2 separate regions of the Mus musculus genome follow, and region 2 is linked to region 1. A link is a loop called in an ENCODE intact Hi-C map of the cell type or tissue named here. Cell type or tissue: left cerebral cortex. All regions are shown on one strand. Each heading gives the region's core, and the rest is flanking DNA. Links, peaks and the distances in the headings are about the cores only.

Region 1 (5,379 bases), core at 61-5,060:
TAAAAATCTGACAAAGAAGTCAATTTGCTTTTCATGTGTGTCATTTACTTCAATCTTAACACATGTCTGTGCTTCTTGGTGACTGCAAAATGGTAAAATTTAAATAGTTCATTTTAAAAGTTTCATGTTAAAAGTGAAGTTCAATCTAAAAACAAGTTTCGCTCATTGAACTCGGAAGCAGCAGCAGCTGTCGTGCATTCGTGTGGTCTCATCATCAGCACAGCCGGGCCTACACACAAGCAACCATGTCTAAGGGACCTGCAGTTGGCATTGATCTTGGCACCACCTACTCCTGTGTGGGTGTCTTCCAGCATGGAAAGGTGGAAATTATTGCCAATGACCAGGGTAACTGCACCACGCTGAGCTATGTTGCTTTCATGGACACAGAGCGATTAACTGGGGACGGGGCCAAGAATCAGGTTGCAATGAACCTCACCAACAGTTTTTGATGCCAAACGTCTGATCGGGCGTAGGTTTGATGATGCTATTGTTCAGTCTGATATGAAGCACTGGCCCTTCATGGTGGTGAATGATGCAGGCAGACCCAATGACCCATCCAGCAGGTCCAGTTATTCGAGGGTCTCGAGGGGACCTTCTCCTAAGAACCAAATGGGGGGGGGGGGGTTGAGAGACAAGAACCTTGTGTAATGAATGACACACGGAAGCAGTCTGAGTAACATCAAGGTCCCAATGTATTGAGCAAGGCCCAAGGCTTAAATACGAAAGCAAAGGGGGAAGTGCCTTTCAGAAGGAGGGGTGGGGCAATAGAACTGCACAAGCAAAAGGGGAAGTACTTATCAGTGGGAGGGGTGGGGCAATAGAAATTTTTCTTTTGGCAGCTACACGGGGAAGCAGGAACTTAGTGGTATCAGGGTGTGGTCAGGACATCTGGCGCTGACTTAGGGCTGGAACATTCTGTGGTTGTTCTCGGAATGGTGTGTCGGTGGCCCACTTTTGACCCCCTTTTCTTCTTGGAGGGAGAGGCCCAATTCAGAGATCAGGAGAATAGTGTTGTCTTAATAGCTCCCAACAACCCAAGGTCCAAGTGGAATACAAATAGGAGACAAAATGTTTCTACCCAGAGGAAGTGTCCTCCATGGTTCTGACAAAGATGAGGGAAATTGCAGAAGCGTACCTCAGAAAGACTGTTACCAATGCTGTGGTCACAGTGCCCACTTACTTCAATGACTCCCAGCGACAGGCAACAAAAGATGCTGGAACTATTGCTGGCCTCAATGTACTTCGAATCATCAATGAACCAACTGCTGCTGCTATTGCTTATGGCTTAGATAAGGTCGGAGCTGAAAGGAACGTGCTCATTTTTGACTTGGGAGGTGGCACTTTTGATGTGTCAATCCTCACTATTGAGGATGGAATTTTTGAAGTCAAATCAACAGCTAGAGACACCCACTTGGGTGGAGAAGATTTTGACAACCGAATGGTCAATCATTTCATTGCTGGGTTTAAGCGAAAGCACAAGAAAGACATCAGAGAGAACAAGATAGCTGTCTGCTGTCTTCGCACTGCCTGCAAGCAGGCCAAGTGCATCCTCTCCTCCAGCACCCAGGCCAGTATTGAGGTTGATTCTCTCTATGAGGGAATTGACTTCTATACCTCCGTTACCAGGCTCGATTTGAGGAATTGAATGCTGACCTGTTCTGTGGCACACTGGACCCTGTAGAGAAGGCCCTTCGAGATGCCAAACTGAACAAGTCACAGATCCATGATATTGTTTTGGTGGGTGGTTCTACCAGAATCCCCAAGATTCAGAAACTTCTGCAAGACTTCTTCAATGGAAAAGAACTGAACAAGAGCACTAACCCCAATGAAGCTGTTGCCAGTGGTGCAGCTGTCCAGGCAGCCATTCATTCTATCTGGAGACAAGTCTGAGAACATTAAGGATTTGCTGCTCTTGGATGTCACTCCTCTTTCCCTTGGTATTGAAACTGCTGGCGGAGTCATGACTGTCCTCATCAAGTGCAATACCACCATCCCCACCAAGCAGACACAGACATTCACCACCGACTGTGATAACCAGTCTGGTGTACTCACTCAGGTGTATGAAGGTGAAAGGGCCATGACCAAGGACAACAACCTGCTTGGAAAGTTTGAGCTCACGGGCATCCCTCCAGGACCCCGTGGGGTTCCTCAGATTGAGGTTACTTTTGACATCGATGCCAAAGGCATCCTTAATGTTTCTGCTGTAGATAAGACCACAGGAAAGGAGATCAAGATCACCATCCCCAATGACAAAGGCCACTTGAGTAAGGAAGAAATTGAGCGCATGTACTTCTCCAAGAAGCTGAGAAGTACAAAGCTGAGGATGAGAAGCAGAGAGATAAGGTTTTCTTCAAGAATTCACTGGAGTCCTATGCCTTCGACATGAAAGCAACTGTTGAAGATGAGAAACTTCAAGGCAAGATCAAAGATGAAGACAAACAGAAGATTGACAAGTGCAATGAAATCATCCGCTGGCTGGATAAGAACCAGACTGCAGAGAAGGAAGAATTTGAGCATCAGCAGAAAGAACTGGAGAAAGTCTGCAACCCTATCATTACCAAGCTGTACCAGAGTGCTGGTGGCATGCCTGAGGGAATGCCTGGTGGCTTCCAAGGTGGAGGAGCTCCCCCATCTGGTGGTGCTTCTTCAGGCCCCACCATTGAAGAGGTGGATTAAATCAGTCCAAGAAGAGGATGTAGCATTGTTCCACAGGGACCCAAAACAAGTAACATGGAATAATAAAACTATTTAAATTGGCACCATAAAATAATAATAATAATAATAATAATAATAATAATAATAATAATAATAATAATAATATAATAATAATAAACAAAAACAAGTTTCTCTCACCAATTTGCAAGTGAATATATCTCCCTCTAGTGTTCAAAGAAAGTAACGCAGTCACTCTCGTTTGTCTGGTTGTGATTAGTTGAAGGTCAAAATGCAGTAAGAAAGCAGCATTGCTGTTTGTTTTCCTAGGAATTGTTCCACATATATTTCAGTGTTTTATTGAACAAATACCGCATGCATGAACTGCCAGCCTTATTTTGTGGGGTTCTTTCATATCTAATCTATCTGCTGTGACTTTGACTTTGAACTTGCATAACTTTGTTAAAAAGTTGGAAAATGTATGATATTTTTTAAAAGTGTCCTGAAAGAGAAATGGGAACCCCAGGGTCTGCTCCCCTCCACGATAAAACCATCTCAGCAGCAAAATGAAACAGTAACAACAAACCATCCAAACTGTGAGAGAGAGAGGTCCAGGGTAAATCCAGCTGAACTTGATAGTTAAGGAACCAAAGTATAAACACAATTTCTCTCCCTTCCTCTCTCTTCCCTCCTCTCTCTCCCTGCCTTTCTCCTAACTCCCCATCTCTACCTTACTTGATAGCATCATCTGTGGATGAACTTCAGATCTATACCCTGACTACTAATGCAGCCAGAGCTGTCTGGCTTATTTCCATCCCAACATCTTTCTTGGTTATCTAATAGTCACCTTAAACTTAAACATATTTAACCCCTAATTTCTAATTTCTTTCACCTTCCACCATCTACCAAGTGGCTTAGACCAAAAGGCCAGCCAGCCAGCCAAACCCTAGCTGACTTTTGACCTTAGCCTGGTTCCTCACATCTGCGTTTCCTCCAGAGCAATCTCTGATTTGTCCTCCCCCGACCCCCAACCTTCCCAGTCACCGTTACTCCCTCCCTGCCTTCTCCAGTCAGATTCCTAGTTGGCCTGCCTGATACAAAGAAGAATTAACACCACACATACTACTTCCTTCAACATGTCCACAGTTTCAAAAATGAGAGTCACGAAATAAACTAAGGAAGAAAATCACAAAACCCAGGACTTTGGGTGGCTTGAGCTTAGACAATGTGCTTTGTTTTTACATTTATCTGTGTTACTGTGTGTATGCCTGTGTGCAGTCTGTGTGTGGACTTCAGAGGACCAATTTTGAGAGTAGGCTCTTGCCTTCCACCATGTGCGGCCTGGGGATTGAACTCTGGCCATCAGGCTTGGTGGCAATTGCCTTTACCTACTAAGCCATCTCATTGTCCCTTATTTGTTTACTTATTTGGGACAAAATCATATGGCCTAAGAAGCTCACTGCAAATATCTACATAGCCAAAGTTGCCCTTCAACTACTAATTCTCCAGCATCTACCTCCTAAGTGCTAGTGCTAAGACAATATATTCTAAAGGAAAAAAAAAAAAAAGAAAAAAAAGTCTTCTTATAAAAAAGATTGTCCTAGAATCAGCATAAGAATTGGTGTATATGATCCTTAAACAAGCATTTGGTCTATATTCAATAAAAAAGTCATCTTACCAACAAAACAAAAATAACCCAGCACTGTAAACTGTGAAGAGAGCACAGGTCAGAAAATATCCAACTGGACACAGAGCTAGGGGAACTAAAATATGAAGCAAATTTCTGTTCTCCACTTAGCCTTTCATACTCAGTTAGCTGGGAACCCACTCTACTTACCTAAAATGCACTTCCACATTTATAGATTAGTAAATCTATACTGATAACTCTACCCAAGGGAAGCTCTACGTAGCTGACATAAACGCTACGGGAGACAGATAACAGGAGTGAAATAATGCCTCCCTGTCACTTGACGAACCTGGTAGCTTGGCATCTCTGATCTAAAACTCACTTTGAGGAATCCATTGATGCCTGTCAGGATCTTGAGCTGGGCTTAGTCTGAAAGGCAAGGAGAAGGGATTGCTTTTTTCTTTCATGTTTCAGTTTGTGGCATCCCAGACAATGAAGAGAATTACTGTGGGAACCCAGCCCCATGTGCCACATTCCTTCTGCCTGACAGAGTACAGGACAACCTACACACACAAAAGCACTGCTTTTGCCGAATTTCATTAAATGGGTTTCTTTCTAGAATTTTGGCAAGGTGCCTTGCTGCAGACAGATTTAGAAGCAGGATCCTGCAAGCGAGAAGTTGGCCAGGGAAGCAGTATGAATGGGAGGCTGCAGAAGCAACGCAGAAAGTCACAGTAATGGGATGTCTGCCATGACAACTATAGGCCTTTGAGACCGGGGCATGTGTCCAGAAGGCAAGGACTGAAGTATGCTTATTGATGGGAAATGGCTGGCCATCTCAGGCTTCTGTCTGTCTTGGGTGGTTGCTTTTAATCCCTAGATGCCCCCTGGCCTCCTCAGGTGGGATGTGACCCTTCACAAAGTTGTCTAGTTGACCTTGGGCTTCTAGCAAGCACCCTCTGTTCCTGGGAACTGCTTGGAGAAGGCCTTGTTAGTTGGTAGCCTGGCCACACCTTCCTTTCTCCCACTCATTGTCTGTGGGCCTTGAGGTCATTTTTTTCTCTTCTTATTTCTTACCTTCTAAATGTTTTTAATAATTC
Region 2 (5,379 bases), core at 209-5,208, 350 kb before region 1:
GGCAGGCGGATTTCTGAGTTCGAGGCCACCTTGGTCTACAAAGTGTGTTCCAGAACGGCCAGGGCTACACAGAGAAACCCTGTCTCAAAAACCAAAAGAAGAAGAAGAAGAAGAAGAAGAAGAAGAAGAAGAAGAAGAAGAAGAAGAAGAAGAGCAAGAAGAAACAAAGACACCAATGTTTTTATCTGTGTATCTTAGAATGTTATATTCACTGATGAATAGTAGTTCTTCTATCTGTACTGCTTCAAGTAAAAACTGGTTTTTTACTAATTTGTTAAAAATTATGCTTGTACTTTATAACTCTACTTATTGACTCTACTTGCTGATAAAAGTTCTTAATAAAAGTCAATTAAATCTGACAAATAAACACTATTTTCTTATCTAATCCATAATCTCTTAACACTTCTACCACTTACAGAATTATTGGAGAAATTGTATAAAACTTCTGAGAAGATGTAAACTGTACTCCATAGTTGAGTTCTCAGTGAGTTAGGAACCTTGCTCTACCCTGATGGGAGTCTCAAAATATCTTCACAACAAATGATACTGAGGAAAGTAGATATCCATGTGCACAAATGTGACATAGATACTTAATGTCACATATAAAAATTACCTCCTGTAGGTGTATTACCTACATGGAAGAACTAAAACATTAAACCCTTTAATGGAAACAGAGAAAGGGTTCCATGGCACTTGATTTTCTTTTGGTTTTATTTTTTATTAAAATCTTATTTATTTTATACACATGAGTGTTCTATTTGCATGTACCCAGATGCCAGAAGAGGGTATCCGACCCTGCTACAGATGGTTGTGACCCACCATGTGTTTGCTGGGAATTGAACTCAGGACCTCTGGGAAAGCAGACAGTGTTCTTAACCACTGAGCCATTTCTCCAGTCCCCTCTTTTGGTTTCATATATTTATTTACTGGGAGGAGCATGTAGAGGTCAGAGGACAACCTGTGGGCATTAGCCTCCTCTCCTTTTACCATGCATGTTCCAAAGATTGAACTCAGGGTAGCAGACTTGGTAGCAAATGTCCTTACACACTGAGCTATTTCACTGGCTCTATGGCACTGGGTTTTGCATTAACTTATTAGATCTGACCCCCCAAATAACAGAAGAAGACAAACTAACTCAACCCTATTCAAAGGCAAATCCTTTGTGCAACTAAACTATCTATCTATCTATCTATCTATCTATCTATCTATCTATCTATCTAACTAACTAAACTAACTAAACTATAACTATCAGACTAAAATGGCAATATGTGGAAAAAAACAATTCTTTACAAATGTTATACTGGATAAGAGATTTATACTCAGAATATTAACAAGTACTCGCAAGGATGCAGAAGAGCCAGACACCTTGCACTACAGGGCAGTGTAAACTGGTATCCCTACTAAGGAAAAACAGCCTAATGGTAACTCAGAAAACTAGAATCACCCCATGCCCCAAACATCAAATCCTTAAGCTCCAATTAAAAAGTTCACAAAGTATGTAAAACAAGAACAAATGGAAATCTGTTTTTAAAACAACCTAAATACTAAATACCAATAGCTTAAAAACTGAACAGAAGGGGGAACCCTAAAAAAGAGCTCAGAAAAAGTGAGGAGGTAAAAAGAAAATAGAATAATAAGACAACCGAGGCAAAAGGTGTTTTAAGGGATGTGATAAGTGATATCAAAGGCTTCTGAAAGAGAGTAAACTAATGATTTCAGGTCGTCAGGGGTGAGCATACCATGGAGCTTTGGAGTGGTGCATTGTGATACAGCAGCACTGGGAGGGGCCAGAAGAGAACCAATTGTAAGCATAATGTTATTGCGCACTGTGTAAAGATTATCCTTGGATTATTCAAATGTTGATCTCTCTGCCCCCATATCTGGTTGCAACTTGAACATGCCATGTAATGGTTATTCTATGTGCCTTCTGCCTGAATATTGTGTAAACATTGCTTCCCATGTAGTCTCTGATTTGCTAATAAAAGCTGATCAGCCAATCAGAAAAGAGAATAGGGCTGGACTTCTGATCTCAGACAGGGGACGGGGAGAGAGAGAAGCAAAGTGTCACCAGGAGAAGAGTGTGGAAAAGACACCATGGGAACCCACACTTGGAGCAGAAAGAGAAAGAGCTAAATCAATACCATACTGCAAGTATCTCAGGGATTTGGGCTAGGAGGTAGGCAGATAGTTTAAAGGAATAGAATCAATTAATAATGGCTCAGCTACTATGCTCTAAAGCAGCTTGATTAATAAATCTTATAGTCTGTTTCTCATTTATTTGAGAGCTAGCTAGGATAGAGAAGAATTATCACTTTTAAAATTGCACTAGCAACCAACAGTGAACAATATCCAGCAATATTCTGTAGAGGGAGCTATTGATTCCCTAACTGTTTCTTGATTGTGTTAATAAAGAGGGCAGAAGCTAACTGCTGGAGAAGAGGAAAAGATGGGATTTCCCGGTCCCATGAAGAAGAGAAGGGGCCAGGCCTTGGGTACAGGAGCACAGTTGCCACCCACCCTTAAGGAGGGTGAGGGCTGGGTTGGAAGCTACCTATGCCTCAGAGAGCCACTCTGCTCGACCTCTCAGAAAGTTCTGCTCCAAATCTCGCAGATGCAGATGACCGGAAGTGGATTCCGCCAGTTTGTTGCTTAGCAACGAATCGACCTTGGCGGTTAAAGCTCTCAGCTCAGAAGAGTGTTGAGACCAAGCAAGCAGTCCAGCGGCGAACAACTCTGGTCTTCTGTTTCTGACTCCCGCAGCAACGATCCCGGCCGATCCTGCCTGGCCCGCAAGTCCTTGCCGCCATGAGCAGCAAGAAGGTGAGAGCTGGGCCGCCAGGGTCGATCCCGGGGGCCAGGCACACAGGAGCAGTACCGCCCCGGCGTTGAGCGTTTCCCTCCAGTTTCCTTCCCAACCGCTGGACCTGGTTGTTATTGTAACAACGGGACACAAAACTGGCTCCACAGCGACCCCAGCTGCACACTGGGAGTGTTTGGGTGGGAGAAGGGTGGGCGGGACGTCTCTGTTGGCATGGACTCCCCTCCCCAACCAGGGGACAGAGACTTGCTATTTACCAAGCCTTCCCACCCCAAGCTGGCCTGGGGTCCAGTATTTAGGCCAGGCTGGCTTTAAACTCGCAACACCCTCTCTCGCCCCCGCCAGTGCTGAGATTACAGGTCACCCCGGTTCTCACTTAGTCCAGTGGTATGCAATAAAAGATGCAATCTACAATAGATACTGCCTAAAATTAAAAATCTCTATTTGTTGAACTTGAGTAACTATAGCATGAAACATGGTCAATGGTTTTGATGCCAGCTCAACCCAAATAAAATGAAGTTGATTCTGAATCTGAAAATTGTACTCAGCTTTTAAGAGTTTTCATCCCTCCATAGTGGTTTCTCTTATAAATTCAGTTTGTTGTGAAAATGGCTGCAAAAGATGATGTGGGGGTTGGGGAGATGGCTTAGTGCTTAAGAGCTTGATATGAAGACATGAAGACATAGACTCAAATCCCCAGCACCCACTTCAAGGCCCAGTGTGACTGAGGTTGCCTGTAACCCAGCACTGTGAGGGGCAGAGACAGGAGGATTGCTGCAACTTCCCATCCAACCCCTTAGTATCTGGTCCAGTGAGAGACCTTGTCTCAAAGTAGTAAGTCAGTGAGTGATTCACTGGCTTCTGTGCAGAGGCAGGGGCACCCTTACACAAAACATGGACCTATCACACACGCACGCACACGCATAGTCACCGGCAAATACACTTCCTCACAGGGGAGGGTAGTTTACAATCTTGTGCTATTTAGGTTTTGTGACAAAACAGAGCAAGGCAACTCAGAGAGAAAATTCTTATTTTGTCTCATTGCTTGAGAGGTCGCTGGGTTCTGGGTGTTTCTGGGCGCTGGACTGAAGTCTATATCAAAGCAGGGAGGAGGGCATGGCAGAGAGCACTGGGGAAGAGGCTAGAGAAAGAGCAACAGGTTGAAAGCACACCCCCAATAGCCTACATTCTTCAGCAGGGCTTTACTCTCAATGGCCCATTCCCACAAACTTACATTAATTTATGGGTGAAAGTAGCATTTTCATCACCAACTGGTGTCACCCCTGGACACAAGAGCTCCTTGGAAAGACATGTCATATCTATCCTATTACAGCTATAGTTATAGATTATATAGGTTATAGAGTACTAGCAAAGGATGGCAAGCCTGCTAACCAAGTAAGCAGTAGTTATCTAAATGCTGGAAAAAGTTTTCAGTTTTTTTTTTTTTTTTTTTTTTTTTTTTGCAATCCACATATTAATTGAGAACTAAGAGACAGGTGTCTTGTTTCATATATCTAAGTACAATTAACAATGACCAGTACACGAACAAATGAGGAAAGAATCTCCCCAAATTACAGATACATGTAACAGGAAAAAACACAACAAAAACCACCCAAGCAATCACTAGACCTCCCCGTGTGATTCTTAACAAAATCACAGCTCGTTACCATCTATACTCGAGTTGCTCATTTGCTTGATGGCCAAGTAAGTCTTTGGCCCAATCATGCAACCACAATCTATACTGTCAAAATCTAAAATACTTCTTTTATTAACTGTACAGTGGTTTTCCTGGAAAGGTATTTTTATTAATTCCTTTCACCTATCCAGCTCTAGCTAGGAAGCAGCCACCAAACCGTCATTGGAAGTCAAGCTTGCTTCACTTTATAAGATGATACTGGGACCCAACCCCCCTGGTCTCCCGACAACCCCCAGACAGGCCATGGTTTATAGAAGAAATCTTGGAATCACCAAGAATGCTCATTATGAAGCCACCGGGGAGTCTTGCTAATTCCCAGGCACTGCTTTAAGCAGCAGAGGGCTCTCTCCTACTGCTTTGGTTGATTTTGCAATTTTAAAACTCATCTTGATCCTTCTATGCTAATTTAAGAGTACAGTTTTCCTTTTGAAAAGATGAAAGTTCTATACTTTAATCTAAAACAAATAAAATGGATTAAATTTTCAGAAATTCCATTTTCACGTGACATTTACTTATGTCGTCACTCCATTTGAAGCAGTGAGCTGGTGGCAGAACCATATTTACTGAGGGGGGTTAACATAGTCCTCTCATTAGTGGAAGGTTGAGAGGGACATGGCATTTTTCAGAGATAGCTGTCTGGGTTTTTCCTCTTAAATTCGGTATTTAAAGAGAAATGTAAGTCTTTTCCAGTTGCTCGTTTCATTTTTAATGCTAGGAAAAAACTTCAGACACTTAAAAGATTCAGTTGAAGAAGTTTCCAGAATTCTAAAGTGTCACTACTCAGCGACTAGGAAGCTGCTCACAAACGCAGGGGAGGCAAAACTGCTGCAGCCTTGCTATGCTCAGCACTCGTTAACCATACAGA

Evidence for each region. Hi-C counts contacts between places; a loop is a spot of excess contacts. Peaks named below come from ENCODE experiments on the same cell type or tissue, not always from the same donor. Only the 100,000 strongest peaks of a DNase experiment are listed, where the experiment ranks them.
Region 2: a loop joins it to region 1, with 10 times the contacts of the local background. A loop is called at or near these places in 16 of 42 quality-filtered maps.

Annotation. Positions count from the first base shown.
Region 1 is chr1:46,414,257-46,419,635 of GRCm38, forward strand. It overlaps the pseudogene Gm8326. Among named protein-coding and RNA genes, the nearest start is that of Dnah7c, 8.6 kb to the right of the region's middle. In left cerebral cortex, for the core only: a CTCF peak has its summit at 2,897 (motif pointing left); DNase peaks (open chromatin) are centred at 2,572, 2,958 and 4,591; H3K27ac peaks cover 22 bases.
Region 2 is chr1:46,064,185-46,069,563 of GRCm38, forward strand. It overlaps Dnah7b (dynein, axonemal, heavy chain 7B), which reads left to right and starts at 2,669. Exons shown (of 65, transcript NM_001368717.1): 1 at 2,669-2,820. The coding sequence starts at 2,806. In left cerebral cortex, for the core only: CTCF peaks have their summits at 2,370, 2,973 and 4,821 (motif pointing right); DNase peaks (open chromatin) are centred at 2,462, 2,604, 2,898 and 4,811; H3K4me3 peaks cover 867 bases.